2 separate regions of the Homo sapiens genome follow, and region 2 is linked to region 1. The links are chromatin loops, found by intact Hi-C in ENCODE. Cell type or tissue: Caco-2. All regions are shown on one strand. Links, peaks and the distances in the headings refer to the core of each region. The heading gives the core; the rest is flanking DNA. Region 1 overlaps ANO6 (anoctamin 6). Region 2 has its middle 81 kb from the start of DBX2.

Region 1 (11,556 bases), core at 1,748-9,747:
GAAGGTTTAGGTAGCTATGCAAATTTCTTAAAATAAGACAACAATGAAGTTTGCCACATCAGTGGACTCTTTTTTCACAAAAGAGTTCTCTAGCATGTGATACTGTGTGGTAGCATTTTACCCATAGTAGAACTTCTTTGAAAATTGGAGTCAATCCTCTCAAACCCTACTACAGCTTTATCTACTAAGTTTGTGTGATATTCTAAATCCTTTGTTGTCGTTTCAGTAATGACAGCATCTTCACCAGGAGTAGATTCCATCTCAAGAAACCACTTTCTTTGCAGATCCATAGAAAGCAACTTCTCATTCCTTCAAGTTTGATCATGAGACTACAGCAGTTCAGTCACATCTTCAGACTCCATTTCTAGTTCTTCTTGCTCTTTCTACCACATCTGCAGTGACTTCCTCCACTGAAGTCTTGAACTTCTCAAAGTCATCCATGAGGGTTAGAATCAACGTCTTCTAAACTTCTGTTAATGTTGACATCTTCACCTCCTCCCATGAATTATAAATGTCCTTAATGACATCTAGAATGGTGAATCTTTTCCAGAAGATTTCTGCTTATTTTGCCAACATCTAGCCAAATAATTACTATCTATGGCAGCTGTGGCCTTACTAAATGTATTTCTTAAATAATAAAATGTAAAAGGACTCCTTGATCTATGGGCTGCAGAACGGATGTTGTGTTCATAGCCATGAAAACAATATTAATCTCTGTACATCTCCATCAGAGTTCTTGGGTGAGTGGATGCATTGCCAATGAGCAGTAATTTTTTTAAAAGAGTAATTTTTTATGAACAATGGGCTTAAAATAATTCAACACACCATGTTATAAACAGATGTGCTTGTCATCTAGGCTCTATTGTTCCATTTAGATTACAGGCAGAGTAGATTTCACATAATTCTTAAAGGCCCTAGGGTTTTTGGAATGATCTAAGAGCGTTGGCTTCAACATGAAGTCACCAGCTGCATTAGCCCCTAACAAGAGAGTGAGCCTGTCCTTAGAAGTTCTGAAGCCAGGCGTTGACTTCTCTCTAGCTGTGAAAGTCCCAGATGACATCTTCTTCCAATGGGAGGCTATTTCATCTACCTTGAAAGTCTGTTGTGTGGCTACCTTCATCAATGATCTTAGCTAGATCTTCTGAATAACTTGCTGCCAGTTAGCACTTGCTACTTCACCTTGCACTTCTATGCTATGGAGATGATTTCTTTCCTTAAACCTCATGAACCAACCTCTGCTAGCTTCAAACTTTTCTTCTGCAGCTTCCTCACCTCTCTCAGCCTTCATAGAGTGGAAGGGGGTTCTGGCCTTGCTCTGAATTAGGCTTTGGTCTAAGGGAATATTGTGGCTGGTTTGGTCTTCTATCCAGATCATTAAAACTTTCTCCGTATCAGCAATAAGGTTGTTTCACTTTTTTGTCATTTGTGTGTTCACTGGAGTAGTACTTTTCATATCCTTCAAGAACTTTTCCTTTGCACTCACAGCTTGGCAAACTGGCACAAGAGGCCTAGCTTTCGATATGCCTTCCTCACTAAACTTAGTAATTTCTAGTTTTCATTTAAAGTGAGAGATGTGTGAGTCTTGCTTTCACTTGAACACCTTGAAGCCATTGTAGGGTTATTAATTGGCCTAATTTCACTACTGTTGCATCTCAAAGAATAGAGAGGCCAGAAGAGAGGCAGAGAGATGGGGAAGCAGCCAGTCAGTGGAATGGTCAGACCACACACATTTGTTAATTTTGCTGTCTTACATAGGTGGACTTCATGTTGCCCCAAAACAATTACAATAGTAACATCAAAGAAAGATCACTTATCACAGACCACTATAAAAGATACAATAATAATGAAAAATTTGAAATGTGAGAATTACTAAAATGTGACACAAAGTGGGTACATGTTGTTGGAAAAATGGCATTGATAGAGGCTCAACGTGGGGTTGCCACAAACAATCAATTTGTAAGAAGATAAAAACACTATCTGTAAAGCACGATAAATCAAGGTACATCTGTACAGGAGGTACTGAAGGCCCAAGTAGACTAGCATAGCAGGAAGTAAGGACAGTGGGTGGTTATGTGTAGAGGTGAGCAGTTGGAGTCAGCTGGGACCTCTGAGTGGATTATTCCCCAGGTGGTGGGGGTCCTCCAGTTTCTGGGTGGTTTCCTTCAGTTTGTTCATTCAGTGCATTCATTCGTTACATGCCTACTATGTCGTAGTGCTTCTGCTATGAACAAAACCAAATCCCTGCACATGTGAAGGTGACATTCCAGTGGGTATGATAGACAGTAGACCTAGAAGCAGATATAGGTTGGGATGCATGAGTGCTATGTATTAATATTTTGAAGGGCAGAAGAAGGGTTGACAAAGGGAATAAAATGGGCCCTTTCTGAGAGAATGCACATGACCGCTGGAATGATTGCATAATTACAGAGTGGGAGACAGAGCTGAGGGAGCTTCAGGGGTGGGGGCATATGCAATACTGGCAGTAGGATTCTTGGTAGATTAAAAAGTAGAGTCCTCTGTTGATGGAGATGTATGGGAGTTTATCAAGGGGATGCAGAACCTTGGGCTTTGGTAAGTGGGTGGTGTATGTTATGCTGCTTCATATGCAGCCTAGGGAGGGTTGGCTCATGGGTGGCTCATTCCTCCCAACAGGGTCTCTTTGGGGAGTATCTGCCACCTGAGACCAGCATGGCTCAGCTGGGCACCAAGACCAGCCAGTCACATGTCAGTCCACAAAAGGACATGGTGCCCTCTAGATTTCCATCCCATTGACAAAGAAGCCAATACTCACTTCATTTCCCCTTGGGCAGGTACAGAAGCACAAATGTCTGGGTTGTTTCTCAGTAGCCATCACCCTCTATATAAAACACTCAACAATTTGATCCTGATTCCAACATCCAGGTTATTTCTACTCTAACTTACTGGAAAAGTAGTAGTCAAAACAAACACTGCTAGGAAGTGAGTGCTTTTAAACATGTTCAGTTGTCTTTGCCATTGGGGAGTGTTGGATTCTTGCTCCTTACAGGTGCATCCCAAGACTGCCTCCTGCATTTCAGGCTGCCTGCTGCAGGGTCTGCAGGATTTCATTCTGGCTCTCTTCACTCTCTACTTCAGTGAGTCTCCACCCTGACTGCGTATTAAACCTTAAAAACAAAACAAAACAAAAACAAACAAAACAACTATGCTCAGGCCCCATTCCAGACCAAAAATCATAATTTATAATTTACAGGGTGGTACCTGGGCTCAGTATTTTGTAAAAGCTCCCTGGTCCTTCTTACCTGCAGCCAGGGTGTGATTACTACCCTGCATCTCATTTAATGGTCTTATTCTCTCATGGCCCCAATTGCCACTTAAAACAATGAAAATCCATCTCAATCCAGATCTTCCTCCTATGTTGTAGACTTTTACCTATCTACTGGACATTTCTTCTTGAGTAGTCCACATACATTGCATCTGATCATAACCAAACCAGGTGTCTCCTCTTGCACACTTGACCTTCTTAAGACACTTCCTATTTCCAAGGAATGCCACTAGAATTTAGGATATTGCCTAAGTCAGAAACCTGGCTAGCATCCTTCTGTCATACCTGCATCCATCTGTCATACCTGCATCCATCCGTCTGCCTTCTCAACGTCCCTCAAGGATCTTGCTGCATCATGTACCTGCCAGCAGGTCTCCCTGCCCCTAGTCTCACTCTAGACTACCTTCAAAGTCTCCTCCATCTGTACGTTAAACTCTCTAAACTCCTTTCAAAGCACAGAAAACCCTTTGTGATGTGCCCCTGCAGAGCTCTTACCTGGCTGCCCCACCTCCATCACACCTTTCACTTACTACCAGATTATTTGCAGTTTTGGGAAAGTACCTGGCCCTCTGGCCTCCGTGCCTTTGCATGCGCAGCTCCCTGGGGGTAGGTGGCCTTAGTGTTCCACCCACCACCACCTTCACCTGATCAGCTCTGAGGCATCTCAGGACTCATCACTGTGGTCCCCTCCTCTGGGATGGCCTTCCCCGAAACACCCAGTTAAATGTTCTGGTTCTGTGTGCCCAGAGCAACCTGTGCTTACCTTTATCATAGCCCTCTTAATAATCAACTATACCTGTCAGTTCAAGGACAGCATAATTCTCATATGCCTAGGAGCTCCTTGAAGCAGGGACTGTGTCTTGTTTTCTCTTTATTCCCAGCTGATAGTAGACACTCAAAGAATGTTTGTAAATAGAAGAGTGGTGATTACAGAATTTTTTTATAGGAAGGACTTAGGGTTCGCAGTCTGATTAGAAGAAGGGCATGGGGTATTTACCCTGAAACTGCATTTTTTCAATTAACATTTAATGTTTTTATTTACTATTTAAAGTTAAAAATTCTGAAAAATGATTCCTAAAAAATTATTTTAGTCATACATTATATAAGATTGAGAAAAATACTAGTTTTCCGTATGAATGAATATTAATTTATTTGGGACATCCTAAAGTATTCCTCTTCCCCTGTAGGCCCTTAGGAAGGAAAGGAGAGTACAAGAATGAGGGCACGGGGAAAAGCAGATGAAGGATGGATCATGAGCTCCTTTGGAACTGTGATCATTATTTGTGTTTTAGTTGGCAATAAGGTGCTGGAACATATGCTTCAGTGTCAGACATACTCACATGTCTTCTGACCATCACATTGCCTTTCCCAGCATCTATAGTCTATTTCATAATGTTGTAAATTACCAACATTTTTCTTTAAAATCATGTTTTTCCCTTTTAAATAGTAGTATCTCCTATAATTTAGATTTGATTTGCCATATACAAAAGTATTATGGATGATATGGTTTGGCTCTGTGTCCCCACCCAAATCTCATGTCGAATTATAATCCCCATGTGTCAGGGGAGGGGCCTGGTGGGAGGTGATTGGATCATGGGGTTGGATTTCCCCCATCCTGTTCTCATGATAGTGAGTGAGTTCTCATGAGATCTGATGGTTTAAAGCTGTGGCACTTTCCTCCGTGCTCTCTCTCTCCTATTGCCATGTAAGACGTGTTTTGCTTTCCCTTCACCTTACACCATGATTTTAAGTTTCCTGAGGCCTCCCCAGCCATGCAGAACTGTGAGTCAATTAAACCTCTTTCCTTTATGAATTACCCAGTCCAGGTAGTTCTTTATAGCAGTGTGAAAACAGGCCAGTACAATGGATAATTAATATTATTCAGTACAGATTTCTGAAACATCAGTCATCATTGAAAATCCACACAAGCTCTTCTGTCTCTCTGTTAGTTACCTTGTTTTTGGAGTTTTGGAAGCGACGCCAGGCAGAACTTGAGTATGAATGGGATACTGTTGAGTTACAGCAGGAAGAACAAGCCCGACCAGAATACGAAGCACGATGTACTCACGTAGTGATAAATGAGATTACTCAGGTAAGCAGGGTCGTATTTAGGTGCAGTTTAATCTACTTACTGCTGTGGTTCTCCTCCTTGGCCGCACATTAGAATCACTTGGGGGAGCTTAAAAAATATTGATACCTGAGTTCCATCACTACATACTCTGGTACTTAGTAACCTGGGGGTATTCTGAGCACAGGGGTTTTTTTTAAAGCTCCTTTGGTAATTCTGATGTGCAGCCAAAGTGAAGAAGCACTGCTTAGAACAGTAGACACAGGAGATAAATGGGGCCCCTTCTTTCATAAAAACAGTAAAAATACAAAAAAATAATTTTTACTGTGACATAGTGATATAAGGAAAGAGGCACTGGTTTTTATAGTTGATTCTCAATTTTTCACGTATACTTTCATTATTCCAGCCCCTTATTCATCCTAGACCAGCTGCCCCTTTATCTTGCAGTAAGCCTCAGTCACTGCTCCACCTTCTGGTTGGGATGTGCAGAAAATAGTGTGGCCTTTATCCTAAAGTTGGAGAAAGGATGGAGGAAGAAGGAAAGTATTTTTTGAGGTCCAACTCTGTTCAGGTACTGTGCTAGGTATTTTATGTCATTGGAAAGGTAGATTTGCTGCTGCTACCACTACTCCAAAGATAAAAAACTATATTCTGTCTGTATAAATATTCCAAAGTCCCTGAAAGATGATTTTTAAATCATCTGCATTCTTGCTTCTTTCCATCAACACAGAAAACTTTGAGCTGATTGTACTTGCAGTCATCAGCATAAGAACAGTAGGTTCTGAATACGAATAGCTCTTGGAAAGAAAATGCTTTTACCAAGAATGTCTGAAAGTGTTCCCAACTATAGGTTTTATAAATTGAATCACAGATTTACAAAATGTTGGCACTAAAAGGAACCAGAGGGAACAGTTCAACCTCTTCCTTTTACAAATGGGAAAAAACGAGGTTCAATTACCAGTAGAAAGTGACATTTGTCTTTCGCAATGTAAAAGCTTCAAATAATCCCCATTATGAATAGTTCCTGCTGTTTACTAGAGAGGACAGGGTCAAAGCATATGTTGTTGAAAGATTGTATATTCAGAAATGAAAGCCAAAACTTAAACAAAATTAGATGTTTATGAAGTAGTTTGAGCACTAAAAAATCTTATAATACCAGCAACATGGGAAAAATACTGAAGAAAAGACAATTTGGTCATTTAAACCTGCCAATTTTATAGTTAAAATTGCCAGCTTATAAGTTAAATTTCCCTTGAAGTGTTACTTGTTAAAACATTGCAAGTGAAGGTTCCTTTTTCTTTATGGTTATTCCTCGTTTCACTTTCATTGCCCACATACCCTCCCTTTGTTTAGAGAGGCCTATAGTGTGATGGTGAAGTCTCTGATGCCAGAGTTCATGTCTGACCACAGCAACTTACTAGTTGGGTGATCTTGGACCAATTAGTTAACTTCCCGGTGCCTCAGTGACCTCATCTATAAAATGGGAATAATACAGTTGTTTCCTCATGATCGCAGCTAAGGATTGAGTTAATGTATAGAAGCTACTTAGAATAGTGCCTGGCACAGAGTTAAATACTCTTAAGTATTTGCAGCTGTTATTAGGCTGCTCTTACAATACAGGTAAATCATGTAGAGGGTTGATTTCTACTCTTAAGAATTTAAATATATTTTTATGAACTATAAAATGGAAATCCTCTAAAAATTTATTCAAAGTTAATATATAAAGCCCAACCAAGAAACACATAGTGGATACCTAGTATTTGCAGACATCTAGGAAACTTTTTGTCCTGCCTGTGCTCTGCGCTATCATCACAGCGATTTCTAAAACCTAAGACAAGCCCAGAAGTATAGCTTTGCAGCTTGGCACCATCAGACACCCAGATTCCTGAGCTCGGGTCGTGGCCGATAAACAGTTTATTCATGCTTGCATTTTCCAAAAACTTATTAAAATGAACACTGCACATGTTTTGTGATGTGTGACTTTGAAATTGTTAACAAAAAAGTGCAATTATGAGTAAGGAGACTATGCTTGCAAACTAATTTTTTAAAATTAATTCTAAGATTTATTGGCGAGTCAGGAGAAAAATAATTTTATTACAGTAATCCCTTGATTGACTAAACTTTTTTGTTTTTGTAATTAGGAAGAAGAACGCATTCCCTTTACTGCCTGGGGAAAATGTATACGGATAACCCTCTGTGCCAGTGCTGTCTTTTTCTGGGTAATTCTATCACAAAAATGTTTTGAATGATTAAAAATGTTTTTATTATGTAACAGATTTTTTTAATATCTAATTTTAAATGTTGAGGAAACTAAATGCTGAGCCTGGAAACTATATGGTCTCAGAGAGACAGACAGATATTTCCAGATAACTATTTTAGCCACCACATAGAGCAACTCCCAAGGTTCGAGATACCTTATCTGTTCACAGAGGTTCTTCTAGTTCTTTTCACCTCATCTGTTAAATCAGTGATTCAGGATTTTCCAGTTTCTGGTGAAGACCAAATGGAAGGCATTAAGAATTCTAAAATTTTCCAACAGCAACAATCAAAATAAAATGTTGGCCAGGGGCGGTGGCTCATGCCTATAATCCAAGCACCTTGGGAGGCCAAGGTGGGTGGATCACCTGAGGTCAGGAGTCAAGACCAGCCTGGCCAACATGATGAAACCCCGTCACTACTGAAAATACAAAAATTAGCCAGGCAAGGTGTCACACACCTGTAGTCCCAGCTACTCGGGAGGCTGAGGCACGAGAGTCACTTGAACCCAGGAGACGGAGGTTGCAGTGAGTGAAAATCACACCACTGCACTCGACTGGGTAACAGAGCAAGACTCCATCTCAAAAAAAAAATAAATAAAATGTCTAGGAATACCCTTAACAAAAAGATAATAGGAACTATCAAAGAAAACATAAAAACTCTTGAAAGTTGTAAAGGATCTGAATGAATGATAATTAAATGAATGATTCTAGATAGAAACACATTTTCTGTAAAATATCAGTACTTACTAAGTTAGTTTTAGGCTTATTGATGGAATCATATTAGTGATGTAATAATTTAGTGTGAGTTTTAATGGCTCAAGAAGAGCCAGATTCAAGAATAGCACATGAAGCCTAGAAATAGCCCCTGATAGCAATAAAAATGTAATATGTCAGAAAAGAGGCATTATAAATCCATCAGACAAGTGGAGATTATTCAATAAATAGTAATGGAATACTTGTTAGCTATTTGGGGGGACAATAAATGTTAAAGTCTTACTTTAAACCATATACTATAATAAATTTCAAAAACATTAAAAAAAAAATTAAAGGCCAGGCATGGTGGCTCACGCCTGTAATCCCAGCACTTTGGGAGGCCAAGGCAGCAGATCACCTGAGGTCAGGAGTTCGAGATCAGCCTGGCCAACATGGCGAAACCCTGTCTTTACTAAAAATACAAAAATTAGCCAGGTGTTCACCTGTGATCTCAGCTGCTTGGGAGACTGAGGCAGGCGAATTGCTTGAGTCTAGGAGGTGGAGGTTGCAGGGAGCCGAGACTGCACCACTGCACTCCAGCCTGGGTGACAGAGTGAGACTCTGTCTCAAAAAAAATGTTAAAAAGGAAGTTGCCAAGATGGCCAAATAGGAACAGCTCCCATCTGCTGCTCCCAGCGTGATCAACACAGAAGACGGGTAATTTCTGCATTTCCAACTGAGGTACCTGGTTCATCTCATTGGGATTGGTTGTACAGTGGGTGCTGCCCACAGAGGGCGAGCTGAAGCAGGGCAGGGCATCGCCTCACCCAGGAAGCACAAGGGGTCGGGCGATTTCCCTTTCCTAGCCAAGGGAAGCCGTGACAGACTATCTGGAAGAACGGGACACCCCCTGCCCAAATACTGCACTTTTCCCAAGGTCTTAGCAACCAGCAGACAAAGTGATTCTCTACCATGCCTGGCTCAGTGGGTCCCATGCCCAAGGAGCCTTCCTGACTGCTAGCGCAGCAGTCTGGGATCAATCTGCGAGGTGGCAGCCTAGCTAGGGGAGGGGCGTCCACCATTGCTGAGGCTTGAGTAGGTAAACAAAGCGGCCAGGAAGCTCAAACTGGGCAGAGCCCACCGCAGCTCAACAAGGCCTAATGCATCCAGACTCCACCTCTGTGGGCAGGGCATAGCTGAACAAAAGGCAGCAGAAACTTCTGCAGACTTAAATGTCCCTGTCTGACAGCTCTGAAGAGAGCAGTGGTTCTCCCAGCACAGCGTTTGAGCTCTGAGAACGGACAGACTGCCTCCTCAAATGGGTCCCTGACCCCCGTGTAGCCTAACTGGGAAACACCTACCACTGGGGGCCGACAGACACCTCATATAGGGTGCTACCTCTCTGGGACGAAGCTTCCAGAGGAAGGATCAGGCAGCAATATTTGCTGTTCTGCAGCCTCCGCTGGTGATACCCAGGCAAACAGGGTCTGGAGTGGAACTCCAACAGACCTGCAGCTGAGGGACCTGACTGTTAGAAGGAAAACAGACAGACAGAAAGGAATAGCATTAACATCAACAAAAAGGTCATCTACACCAAAACCCCATCTGTAGGTCACCAACATCAAAGACCAAAGGTAGATAAAACCACAAAGATGAGGAGAAACCAGCAGAAAAGCTGAAAATTATAAAAATCAGAGCATCTCTTCCCCTCCAGAGGATCACAGCTCCTCGCCAGCAACGGAACAAAGCTGGACAGAGAATGACTTTGACAAGTTGACAGAAGTAGGCTTCAGAAGGTCGGTAATAACAGACTTCTCTTAGCTAAAAGATAATGTTCTAACCCATCGCAAGGAAGCTAAAAATCTTGAAAAAACGTTAGACAAATGGCTAACTAGAATAAACAATGTAGAGAAGACCTTAAATGACCTGATGGAGCTGAAAACCATGGCACGGGAACTTTGTGTTGCATGCACAAGCTTCAGTAGCCAATTCGATCAAGTGGAAGAAAGGGTATCAGTGATTGAAGATCAAATTAATGAAATAAAGAGAGAAGACAAGGTTAGAGGAAAAAGTAAAAAGCAACGAACAAAGCCTCCAAGAAATATGGGACTATGTGAAAAGACCAAATATGTGTTTGATTGGCGTATCTGAAAGTGACAGAGAGAATGGAACCAAGTTGGAAAACACTCTGCAGGATATTATCCAGGAGACCTTCCCCAACCTAGCAAGGCAGGCCAACATTCAAATTCAGGAAATACAGAGAACACCACAAAGATACTCCTTGAGAAGAGCAACCCCAAGACACATAATTGTCAGATTCACCAAGGTTGAAATGAAGGAAAAAGTGTTAAGGGCAGCCAGAGAGAAAGGCCGAGTTACCCACAAAGGGAAGCCCATCAGACTAACAGCACATCTCTTGGCAGAAACCCTACGAGCCAGAAGAGAGTGGGGGCCAATATTCAACATTCTTAAAGAAAAGAATTTTCAACCCAGAATTTCATATCCAGCCAAACTAAGCTTCATAAGTGAAGGAGAAATAAAATCCTTTACAGACAAGCAAATGCTGAGACATTTTGTCACCACCAGGCCTGCCTTACAAGAGCTCCTGAAACAAGCACTAAACATGGAAAGGAACAACCGGTACCAGCCCCAGCAAAAACATGCCAAATTGTAAAGACCGTCGATCCTATGAAGAAACTGCTTTAATTAACGGGCAGAATAAGCAGCGAATGTCATAATGACAGGATCAAATTCACACATAACAATATTAAACTTAAACGTAAATGGGCTAAATGCCCCAATTAAAAGACACAGACTGGCAGATTGGATAAAGAGTCAAGACCCATCAGTGTGCTGAATTGAGGAGACCCATCTCATGTGCAAAGACACATATAGGCTCAAAATAAAGGGATGGAGGAAGATCTACCAAGCAAATGGAAAGCAAAAAAAAGCAGGGGTTGCAATCCTAGTCTCTCATAAAGCAGACTTTAAACCAACAAAGATCAAAAGAGAGACAAAATAGGCCATTATGTAATGGTAAAGGGATCAATTCAACAAGAAGAGCTAAGAATCCTAAATATACATGTACCCAATAAAGGAGCACCCAGATTCATAAAGCAAGTCCTTAGAGACCTGCAAAGAGACTTAGACTCCCACACAATAATCATGGGAGACTTTAACACCCCACTGTCAATATTAGATCAACAAGACAGAAGGTTAACAAGGATATCCAGGAC
Region 2 (11,556 bases), core at 1,197-9,196, 260 kb before region 1:
ATCACATTTCAAGCCTTGTCAAATGCCCAGCTATTTTTCCACGATGACATTTCTGTCATCTCCCAACTGTAACACATCTCCACATGAGTATCCAGAAGTGGATTCATTACTCAATTTAAAAAAGGCGGGTCAACAGGTTGACTAAAGACTCACCCATGAATGTAGACTGAGTCATGACATATTCTCACAGCTGTCACTGATACCTGATTTTCTTCATCACCCAGGTATGTGTGCTTAGACTAGGCAGTCTTTCCCAGCACCTGCAGCCTAGGATTCCATTCTCATTTTGAATACTTCCATTTTTCTTCATTTATGTGCTGCCATTGCTTTTAATTATGACAACTTCTTGCACTTTAAAAGGAAACCAAGTTCAGCAAATGTCAAAAAATACTTGGCACTGATTAAAACAAAGATGACTGATAATAAATTCCCAGAAACCATTTCTGCTGCTGATAATGTGCTTCTTCTTCACCTGTGAGAAAAAAATCCTTTAGCTATCTAGGATTTTCATTCAAATGCTGAGAATAAAAAATAAAAAAAGATTTGAAGTGCTCAACATAACAGTACACAATATTTCATACTGGGGGTAAGGTTTACCACCAAAATAAGCAGTATAGATACCTTGATAACATCTTTTTCATTCCTATGCTTAGGCAAAATGTCTGTATAAAATAATTTTACCTTGTTGGATTAAATAGCATCTCCTGCAAAAGCAATGTATTGAGGTTTACTGCAAGATAAGTCTCACTCTTCCAGAATTTAACGTTTTTTCAACTGGCATTTCCCTTAGCTACAGGGTGATAACTGGCCTACAAAAAGTTAAAGCTTAAGGCACTGTAAGATTATATGACTTGTGAATCACCAAAGAGTAACTAAATAATGGCTAATCCTGATCTATGATTTGGATGTGTTGTGTGGTATTTAACAGCTGCAAAGATTTGAGTGTGTTGTGTAGTACTTAACAGCTGCAAAGTAGTAAAAAGGTATCGAACTGTAGTTCTCAGTCCTATCTTTGCAACTCTAGGTCTGTGAATTGGGACAAGTCAATTCATCATCCCTGCCTTCCTTCCTTCATGCATTCACCAAGAGAGGCAATGAAGATACAAACATGATTTAGCCAAAGTCTCACAAGAAATCTCTGATTGTCAGTTTCCTTATTGGTAAAATGGGGCTTTCTTAATGAGGATTAAAGAAAACAAAGTATGTCAAAGTACTTCATAAATGACTAAGAGCCATATAGATGTTAAATGTTATTATAACATTTTTATGCCCATTTTTTACCCCATTTTCACCCCATTTTCTCACCCTTTTGCTTTCTCTCTCCCTCTCTCTCAATATTTTTATTCCTGAACAGTTTAAAGATTAGTTACATCATCATGGCCCATCATTCCTAAATAATTCAGTGTGTTTCCTAACAATAGGAGTATTTGCTTACTATATTTATAACTATAGTACAATTTTCAACTTTAGTAAATTTGGCATTGATACAGTACTTTTATCTAATTTGCCATCCATATTCCAATCTTGTCAATTGAGATAGTAATGTCCTTTATAGCATTTTTTTTCTCCTCCAGTACAGATCTCAGCCTAGATCAAGTATTTATTTGTTATGTATTTTATAGTCTCCTTTTATCTAGAACACTTCCACAGCCTTTCTTCGTCTTTTATGATGCTGACATTTTTAAAGACTACAGACCTCCTCTTTTTTAAAAGAGAAAATTCCTAATAATTCTCTATTTCATTTTTTAATAATTATTTTGTATTCATCCATTTAAGCTTCTCTTCCTACCACTGGGAATCCAAAAGCCATCTCTGCATGAAAAAAAAAAAAACAGTACACACAGTGGTTGCCACCATGTCTGACTCGCCACCATGATAATGTAATGTTGATTTCTGTCCCCCTCCTCTTCTGCCCTCTTTCTCCCCCTTGTTCTTCTATTGTTCTGTTGATCCTTAGACTGCAACATCCTTTCCTATTATCTGAACTAAATGGATCATGGACAGAAGGTCGTGTCTGCTCCCATCATTCACATAACAAGGAGAAAGGGATGAGGAAGAGCTCATGGCTCTGACAATTCTACAAGAGAACACAATTACTTTTTGCTAATGGTTCTAAATCACCCTTGATTATGGTATTCCCCCACCTTCCTAATCCTTTTTAATTTCCTCCTACTAAACAAAAGATTTCCATCACAGTTGCCCTTCAGAGTTTCAGCACACTTCCTTGAACCTTATTTCATTTGACCCTTAGAACAACCAAATGTATTAGGTAGGATTTATTATCACCATTTTACACATAAGGAAACAGAGGCTCAAACCCATCAAGTGATTTTCCACAAGCTCAGGCGCTTAGATGTAGTAGATTCAGGCTGAATGAAATCCAAGGCTTCTTATTGCTTGTCCAATGCATGCTCACTACATCTTCATGCCTCTTTTATACCTGCAGATCTTATGTGTGGTGGCATTCACCCTGGCATGGTGGGTCAAGATGCAATGCACTGAGGTCAATCTGTGCCTTTCCTTTTATGGAAAATAGTGTAGGTATTTTTAAATAGTACATTTCGGATATATGGTTCTGAAGCTATTATTTAAACATATTTGAAATTTGGCAAAAATATAGAAATACATTTGTTGTAATATGCATTTAGAAAATGTGAAAGAAATATATAGCTCTGAGAAATGTTCCACAAGTGTCCATTAAAATTAGTTTCAGGTGTCAAGAATAACAGCTTTTAAGTAAAGAGTTCATTTTGTAAGTATAATAACTTGCAAATATGCACAGTCATGAAAAACAAACAGGAGACAAGGAAAGAATTTAAAAGATCCTGCCCGGCCTCCTTATTAACAGCAGAACAAATGCTCTTAGGAATACACAAATTTTTTTAGAGGGGGGCATTAACTACCTCATTTTACAAAAGTGGAAACTAAGAGAGAGTCTTAAGTGTCTTATATGTGGCCACACTAGTGATTTGAAACAGCCCTGGAGCTGGGTGCACCTGTAATCCCAGCTACTCGGGAGGCTGAGGTGGGAGGGAGGCTGAGGCGAGAGGATTGCTTGAGCCCAGGAGACCAGCCTAGGCAACACAGCAAGACCTCTATCAAAAGCAAAGCAAAGCAAAGAAAAGAAAAAAAAAAAGCAAAGAAAAAAGAAAAGGAGGCCGGGCGCCGTGGCTCACGCCTGTAATCCCAGCACTTTTGGAGGCCGAGGCGGGCAGATCATGAGATCAGGAGATCAAGACCATCCTGGCTAACACACGGTGAAACTCCGTCTCTACTAAAAAATACAAAAAAATTAGCTGGGCGTGCTGGCGGGCGCCTGTAGTCCCAGCTACTCGGGAGGCTGAGGCAGGGGAATGGTGTGAACCTGGGAGGCGGAGCTTGCAGTGAGCTGAGATCGCACCACTGCACTCCAGCCTGGGCGACACAGGGAGACTTCGTCTCAAAAAAAAAAAAAAAAAAAAAAAAAAAAAGAGGGAGAGAAAAGAAAAGAAAAGAAGGAAAGAAGGAGGGAGGGAAGAAAGGAAGGGAGGGAGGGAGGGAGGTAGGGAGAGAGAGAAAGAGAAGAAAGAAAGAAAGAGAGAGAGAGAAAGAAAGAAAGAGAGAAAGAAAGAGAAAGAATAGAAAAGAAAAGAAAAGAAAGAAAAAGAAAGAGAAAGAAAGAAACATCCATCCCTGAGAGTAGACTTTGTATCTCACGGCTGCTAGTCCAATGCACTTGCCTACATTTTATGAATGTTTTATGGGATATAAATTAAATTCTTTTTAATCCTCCCATATAAGATAAAACTATATACTTCCCTAAGTTATATAGAGCCAAGATAGACTTTTAGAAATATTTAATAAGTGGCCAGTTACGGTGGCTCATGCCTGTAATCCCAGCACTTTGGGAGGCCAAGGCAGGTGGATCACTTGAGGTCAGGAGTTTGAGACCAGCCTGACCAACATGGTGAAACCCCGTCTCTACTAAAAATACAAAAAAAAAAAAAAAAATTAGCCAGGTGTGGTGGCATGCACCTGTAATTCCAGCAACTTGGGAGGCCGAGGCAAGAGAATCACTTGAACCTGGGAGGCAGAGGCTGCAGTGAGCCAAGATCATGCTGTTGCACTCCAGCTTGGGCAACAAGAGCAAAACTCTGTCTCAGGGGAAAAAAAAAGAGAAAGAAATATTTAATATTGAAATAAACAAATACCTTTTTATTTTTTAAAAAAGAAAATTCATCATATGGGGTCTCCACTGAGGAAAATGTAGGTGAGATACTTTTAGCTTCAGGTAAGTAAAAGAGAGTAAAGTGTGCTAGAACTGCCTTTGCTTCTTCAAGGATTTTCTCAAAGTGGGCAGTCAGCTGGGGCTTAAAGTGTTTGTGACAATCAGATCCTTTTCAAGTTAATTTTTGTTTATGGTTCAAGGTAACAGTTGGGTTTATTTTCTGTAGATGGATGTTCAATTGCACCAGCACCATTTGTTTGATGTTCTGAACAGCAAGATGTAAGATTAACTGCAGAAAGTGTCAAACAATAAAACAGCACATAGCCAACATATATATCATAGAAGCAAGCATTCTTCCCCTTTAAGTAGACTTCCCTAGGAAATATAATTAATCTTTTAAAAACTGACCCAGATAAAATGGAGAACTTGTTTTCTCTCAAAATATAGTGAAAGGAAAGGTAAGTGCCCATGTTATTGTACATCATAAATGTTTTCATTAAGAATTTTCTTAAATCACAAATAGGAGTTAAAGAGAATAAAATTTCAAGAAGCACATGTGAAGCAATTGTTAGAATTCATCAAACATACAAGGTATAAGATTAAAGAGTATAAAATCTACAACTCACTTACTTAAGTGAGTGGGCCATAAATGCTCCAGTTCCAAAATGATTTGCCAGTTCACAGTGAGTTTAATTGTTCAAAAGCTGTCCACTTGGTGGCACCATGGTGCTGCCGCAGGAATGAGCCTGTTGATTTGGGTATGGGTTCAGTTAGGGACTGACTTCTTACATAGGGTTTTAGGACTCTTAAACATGCGGTCATACCGCAGTACCTGCCAACAACAAACAATTGCCTTAGTCATTTGCACAAGGGAAGAAAAAGAAAAAGACATTTTACATTGTTCAAGCAAAGGCAAAATGGACAGGGTTTAAGTGGACTTGTAGGGCAGGCTGCACAAGTAGATGGATGAAAGACAGTGCAGCATGTCTTTTTATCCACATTCTTAGGCAAAAATGCCTCTGCAGGGTTTTTTTTTCTTTTCTCTCTCTTATGAGTTGATTCTAAGCAGAAAAATTGACACTAAGCAACTTCAGCCCAGTGAAAGTTCAAGCTGAGCTGCATTTGCCCCTTAATATATATTGAGTGCCTGCTATGCCATCATTATTGGGCACTTTAAGTTACATTATAGAAGGCAAAACATAGTTCTTATCCTTGATGTCTTGCAGTCCACCCAGGAAGGTAAGATGTATGCATGAAGCAGTAATTGCTCAATTGTGTGCTGAAGACAGTGCTAACTGGAAGGCATAATTAGGAATGACTTCACTACAGTCTTTCAGTAGGTGGGACTCTGGCTGGTCTTAGAGAATGGCTTCATTGTGGAAGGCAGCAGATTTCTGCACAGCTGAGTAGAAACAGTGCAGGAGGGACCAGGGCTTCCATCACAGTCACTCTAGTGACATGGTTGGGGAAGGAGGAAGTCAGAGTCTCCTGCTCTGTAGCAGCCTACTGGAGAAGCAGCAGCCATCCCAGCTGGGTTTCCCAGCCCCTCCATCCAGCTGATTCACCACTCAATAAATCTGTTGACTCATAGATTGATTTTTAAATTATGTTGACTTTTTTCTTCCAGATATTAGAGTGAACACAATCGATTGATTTGTTTAATTTATAATTTATATAGTTGAGTTCAACATTTAGACACTAAATGTGTGGGATGTGTATAAATGAATTTGGAAAGTGAGGAACCTGGAGAATACATTCTACACCTCTTAGAAGAATGTTGATGGCATTTAATAGCTTGTCCCTCAATCCATATTGAAGTGTGTAGAGGCAAAATGATTTTAAGTGTAGGATATGCCTTTTAAAATATTTCAACAAAGAAAAAAGTACATAGTGCAGTGTGCCACAGTTTTAATAATTGTTGATTCTGGCTGATGAGTATGTGAGGATTATTGTACTATTCTGTTTTTATGTGCATTTGAAATGTTTTATAGTACTTGGGGGTTGCTGGCAAGATGGTCAAACAGGAAGAGCTCAGGTCTGCAGCTCCCAGCGAGATCGACGCAGAAGGCAGGTGATTTCTGCATTTCCAACTGAGTTACCTGGTTCATCTGATTGAAACTGGCTGGACAGTGGTGCAGCCCAAGGAGGGCGAGCGAAAGCAGGGTGGGGAAGTGCAAGGGGTCCGGGAACTCCCTGTCCCAGCCAAGGGAAGCCATTAGGGACTATACCGTGCACTCTCACACAGATACTGCACTTTCCCTACAGTCTTGGCAACTCCAGACCAGGAGATTACTTCTGGTGCCTACACCACCAGGGCCCTGGGTTTCCAGCACAAAACTGGGAAGCCATTTGGGCAGACACTGAGCTAGCCACAGGAATCTTTCTTCATACCCCAGTGGAACCTGGAACACCAACAAGACAGAACCATTCACTCCCCTGCAAAGGGGGGCTGAAGCCAGGGAGCCAAGAAGTCTGGCTTGGCAGGTCCCACCCCCATGGAGTCCAGCAAGCTACGATCCACTGGCTTGAAATTCTGCCTGCCAGCACAGCAGAGCTGTGCTCAACAGTATGAGCTCAACCTAGGATGCTTGAGCTTGGTAGGGGGAGGGGAATCCACCATTGCTGAGGCTTGAGTAGACAGTTTCACCCTCACAGTGTAAAGAAAGCCACCAGGAAGTTTGAACTCGGCAAAGCCCACCCAAGCTCAGCAAGTCAGCTGTGGCCAGACTGTCTCCTCTCTGGGCAGGGCATCTCTGAAAACAAAAAGGCAGCAGCCCCAGTCAGGGACTGGGGGAAGGGGCGGTTGTGGGTGCAGCTTCAGCAAACTTAAACATCCCTACCTGGTAGCTCTGAAGAGAACAATGGATCTACCAGCACAGTGTTTGAGCTCTGATAAGGGACAGACTGCCTCCTCAATTGGATCCCTGACCCCCATGTGTCCTGACTAGAAGACACCTCCCAGTAGGGGCGGACAGACACCTCATACAGAAGAGCCCTGGCTGGCATGTGGCGGGTGCCCCTCAGGGAGGAAGCTTCCAGAGGAAGGAACAGGCAGCAATCTTTGCTGGTCTACAGCCTCTGCCGGAGACAGCAAACTCCAGCAGACCTGCAGCAGAAGGGCCTGACTGTTAGGAGGAAAACTAACTAACAGAAAGGAATAGTATCAACATCAACAAAAAGGACGTCCACTCAGAGACCCCATCCAAAGGTCACCAACTTCAAAGACCAAAGGTAGATAAATCCACAAAGATGGGGAGAAACCAGGGCAAAAACGCTGAAAATTCCAAAACTTAGTATGCCTCTTCTCCTCCAAAGGATCACAACTCCTCACCAGCAAGGGAACAAAACTGGACAGAGAATGAGTTTGACGAATTGACAGAAGTAGGCTTCAGAAAGTGGGTAATAACAAACTCCTCCGAGCTAAAGGAGCATGTTCTAACCCAAAGCAAGGAAGCTAAGAACCTTGAAAAAAGGTTAGACGAATCACTAGTATAGAAAAGAACATAAATGACCTGATGGAGCTGAAAAATGCAGCGTGAGAACTTCATGAAGCATACACAAGTATCAATAACCAAACTGATCAAGCGGAAGAAAAGATATCAGGGATTGAAGATCAACACAATGAAATAAAGTGAGAAAACCAGATTAGAGAAGAAAGAGTGAAAAGAAACGAACAAAGCCTCCAAGAAGTATGGGACTATGTGAAAAGACCAACTCTATGTTTGATTGGTGTACCTGAAAGTGACAGGGAGAATTGAACCAAGTTGGAAAACACTCTTCAGGATATTATCCAGGAGAACTTCCCCAACCTAGCAAGGCAGGCCAACATTCAAATTCAGGAAATACAGAGAACACCACAAAGATACTCCTTGAGAAGAACAACCCCAAGACACATAATCATCAGATTCACCAAGGTTGAAATGAAGGAAAAAATGTTAAGGGCAGTCAGAGAGAAAGGTCAGGTTACCCACAAAGGGAAGCCCATCAGACTAACAGTGGATCTCTGGGCAGAAAACCTACGAGCCAGAAGAGAGTGGGGGCCAATATTCAACATTCTTAAAGAAAAGAATTTTCAACCCAGAATTTCATATCCAGCCAAACTAAGCTTCATAAGTGAAGGAGAAATAAAATCTTTTACAGACAAGCAAATGCTGAGAGATTTTGTCACCACCAGGACTTCCCTACAAGAGCTCCTGAAGGAAGCACTGAACATGAAAAGGAATAACTGGTACCAGCCACTGCAAAAACATACCAAATTGTAAAGACCATTGAAGCTATGAAGAAACTACATCAACTAATGTACAAAATAATCAGCTAGCATCATAATGACAGGATCAAATTCACACATAACAATATTAACCTTAAATGTAAATGGGATAAATGCACCAATTAAAAGACACAGAGTAGCAAACTGGATAAAGAGTCAAGACCCATCGGTGTGCTGTATTCAGGAGACCCATCTCATGTGCAGAGACACAAATAGGCTCAAAATAAAGGGATGGAGGAATATTTACCCAGCAAATGGAAAGAAAAAAAAAAAGCAGCTGTTGCAATCCTAGTCTCTGATAAAACAGACTTTAAACCAACAGAGATAAAAAGAGACAAAGAAGGGCATTACATAATGGTAAAGGGATCAATGCAACAAGAAGAGCTAACTATCCTAAATATATATGCACCCAATACGGGAGCACCCAGATTCATAAAGCAAGTTATTTGAGGCCTACAAAGAGACTTAGACTCCCACACAACAATAGTGGGAGACTTTAATACCCCACTGTCAATATTTGACAGTTCAACGAGACAGAAAATTAACAAGGATATCCAGGCACCTGAACTCAGCTCTGGACCAAGCAAATCTAATAGACATCTACAGAGCTATCCACCCCAAATCAACAGAATATACATTCTTCTCAGCACCACATTGCACTTATTCTAAAATTGACCACATAATTGGAAATAAAACACTCCTCAGCAAATGCAAAAGAATGGAAATCATAACAGTCTCTCAGACCACAGTGCAATCAAATTAGAACTCAGAATTAAGAAACTCATTCAAAACCACACAACTACATAGAAAGTGAACAACCTGCTCCTGAATGACTACTGGGTACATAACAGAATGAAGGCAGAAATAAAGATGTTCTTTGAAACAAATGAGAAGAAAGACACAATGTACCAGAATCTCTGGGACACATTTAAAGTGGTGTGCAGAGGGAAATGTATAGCACTAAATGCCTACAAAGGAAAGTAGGAAAGATCTAAAATCAACACCCTAACATCACAATTAAAATAACTAAAGAAGCAAGAGCAAACAAATTCAAAAGCTAGCAGAAGGCAAGAAATAACTAAGATCAGAGCAGAACGGAAGAAGATAGAGACACGAAAAACCCTTCAAAAAATCAATGAATCTAGGAGCTGGATTTTTGAAAAGATCAACAAGATAGATAGACTGCTAGCCAGACTAATAAAGAAGAAAAGAGAGAAGAATCAAATAGACACAATAAGAAATGATAAAGGGGATATCACCACCAATCTCACAGAAATACAAACTACCATCAGAGAATACTATAAACACCTCTACACAAATAAACTAGAAAATCTACAACAAATGGATAAATTCCTGGACACAGACACCCTCCGAAGACTAACCAGGAAGAAGTTGAATCCCTGAATAGACCAACAAGTTCTGAAATTGAGGCAGCAATTAATACCCTACCAATCAAGAAAAGTCCAAGACCAGACAGATTCACAGCCAAATTCTATAAGAGGTACAAAGAGGAGCTGGTACCATTCCTCCTGAAACTATTCCAAACAATAGAAAAAGAGGGGATCCTCCCTGACTCATTTTATGAGGCTAGCATCACCCTGACACCAAAACCTGGCAGAGACACAACAAAAAAAGAAAATTTCAGGCAAATATCCCTAATGAACATCAATGCAACAATCCTCAATAAAATACTGGCAAACTGAATCCAGCAGCACATCAAAGAGCTTATCCAGCATGATCAAGTCAGCTTGCATCTCTGGGATGCAAGGCTGGTTCAACATACACAAATCAATAAACATAATCCATCACATAAACAGAATCAATGACAAAAACCACATGATTATCTCAATAGATGCAGAAAAGGCCTTCAGTAAAATTCAACAGCCCTTCATGCTAAAAAACTCTCAATAAACTAGGCATTGATGGAACGTATCTCAAAATAATAAGAGCTATTTATGACAAACCCAAAGCCAATATTATACTAAATGGCCAAAAACTGGAAGCATTCCCTTTGAAAACCGGCACAAGACGAGGATGCCCTCTCTCACTGCTCCTATTCAACATAGTATTGGAATTTCTGGCCAGGGCAATCAAGCAAGAGAAAGAAATAAAGGGTATTCAATTAGGAAAAGAGGAAGTCAAATTGTCCCTGTTTGCAGATGACATGATTGTATATTTAGAAAACCCCATTGTCTCAGCCCAAAATCTCCTTAAGCTGATAAGTAAATTCAGCAAAGTTTCAGGATACAAAATCAATGTGAAAAACCACAAGCATTCCTATACACCAATAACAGAGATCCAAATCATGACTGAACTCCCATTCACAACTGCTACAAAGAGAATAAAATACCTAGGAATCCAATTTACAAGGGATGTGAAGGACCTCTTCAAGGAGAACTACAAACCACTGCTCAAGGAAATAAGAGAGGACACAAACAAATGGAAAAACATTCCATGCTTATGGATAGGAAGAATCAATATCCTCAAAATGGCCATACTGCCCAAAGTGATTCATAGATTCAATGCTATCCCGATCAAGCTACCATTGACTTTCTTCAAAGAATTGGAAAAAACTACTTTAAATTTCATATGGAACCAAAAAAGAGCCTGCATAGCCAAGACAATCCTAAGCAAAAAGAACAAAGCTGGAGGCATCACGCTACCTGACTTCAAACTATACCACAAGGCTACAGTAACAAAAACAGCATGGTACTGGTACCAAAACAGATATATAGACCAATGGAACAGAACAGAGGCCTCAGAAATAACGCCACACATCTACAACCATCTGATCTTTGACAAACCTGAGAAAAACAAGCAATAGGTGTGAGTTCATGTCCTTTGCAGGGACATAGATGACACTGGAAACCATCATTCTCAGCGAACTAATACAAGAATAGAAAACCAAACACCACATGTTCTCACTCATAAGTGGGAGTTGAACAATGAAAACACATGGACACAGGGAGGGGGACATCACACACCAGGGCCTGTTGGGGGCTGGGGGTCTACGGGAGGGATAGCATTAGGAGAAATACCTAATGTAGATGATAGGTTGATGGGTACAGCAAACCACCATGGC

The links. Peaks named below come from ENCODE experiments on the same cell type or tissue, not always from the same donor. Only the 100,000 strongest peaks of a DNase experiment are listed, where the experiment ranks them.
Region 2: it touches region 1 in a loop (18-fold over the local background); 8 of 110 quality-filtered maps call a loop at or near these places.

What each region holds. Positions count from the first base shown.
Region 1 is chr12:45,382,911-45,394,466 of GRCh38, forward strand. ANO6 (anoctamin 6) reads left to right here. Exons shown (of 20, transcript NM_001025356.3): 11 at 5,251-5,393; 12 at 7,511-7,588. LOC105369743 (a long non-coding RNA gene) reads right to left here. Exons shown (of 7, transcript XR_944886.3): 7 at 7,782-7,858. Among named protein-coding and RNA genes, the nearest start is that of ANO6, 170 kb to the left of the region's middle. In Caco-2, for the core only: CTCF peaks have their summits at 5,836 (motif pointing left) and 6,062; a DNase peak (open chromatin) is centred at 5,831.
Region 2 is chr12:45,126,053-45,137,608 of GRCh38, forward strand. No RefSeq gene overlaps it. Among named protein-coding and RNA genes, the nearest start is that of DBX2, 81 kb to the left of the region's middle. RefSeq lists an enhancer at 4,989-5,038. In Caco-2, for the core only: a CTCF peak has its summit at 4,936 (motif pointing right); a DNase peak (open chromatin) is centred at 4,939.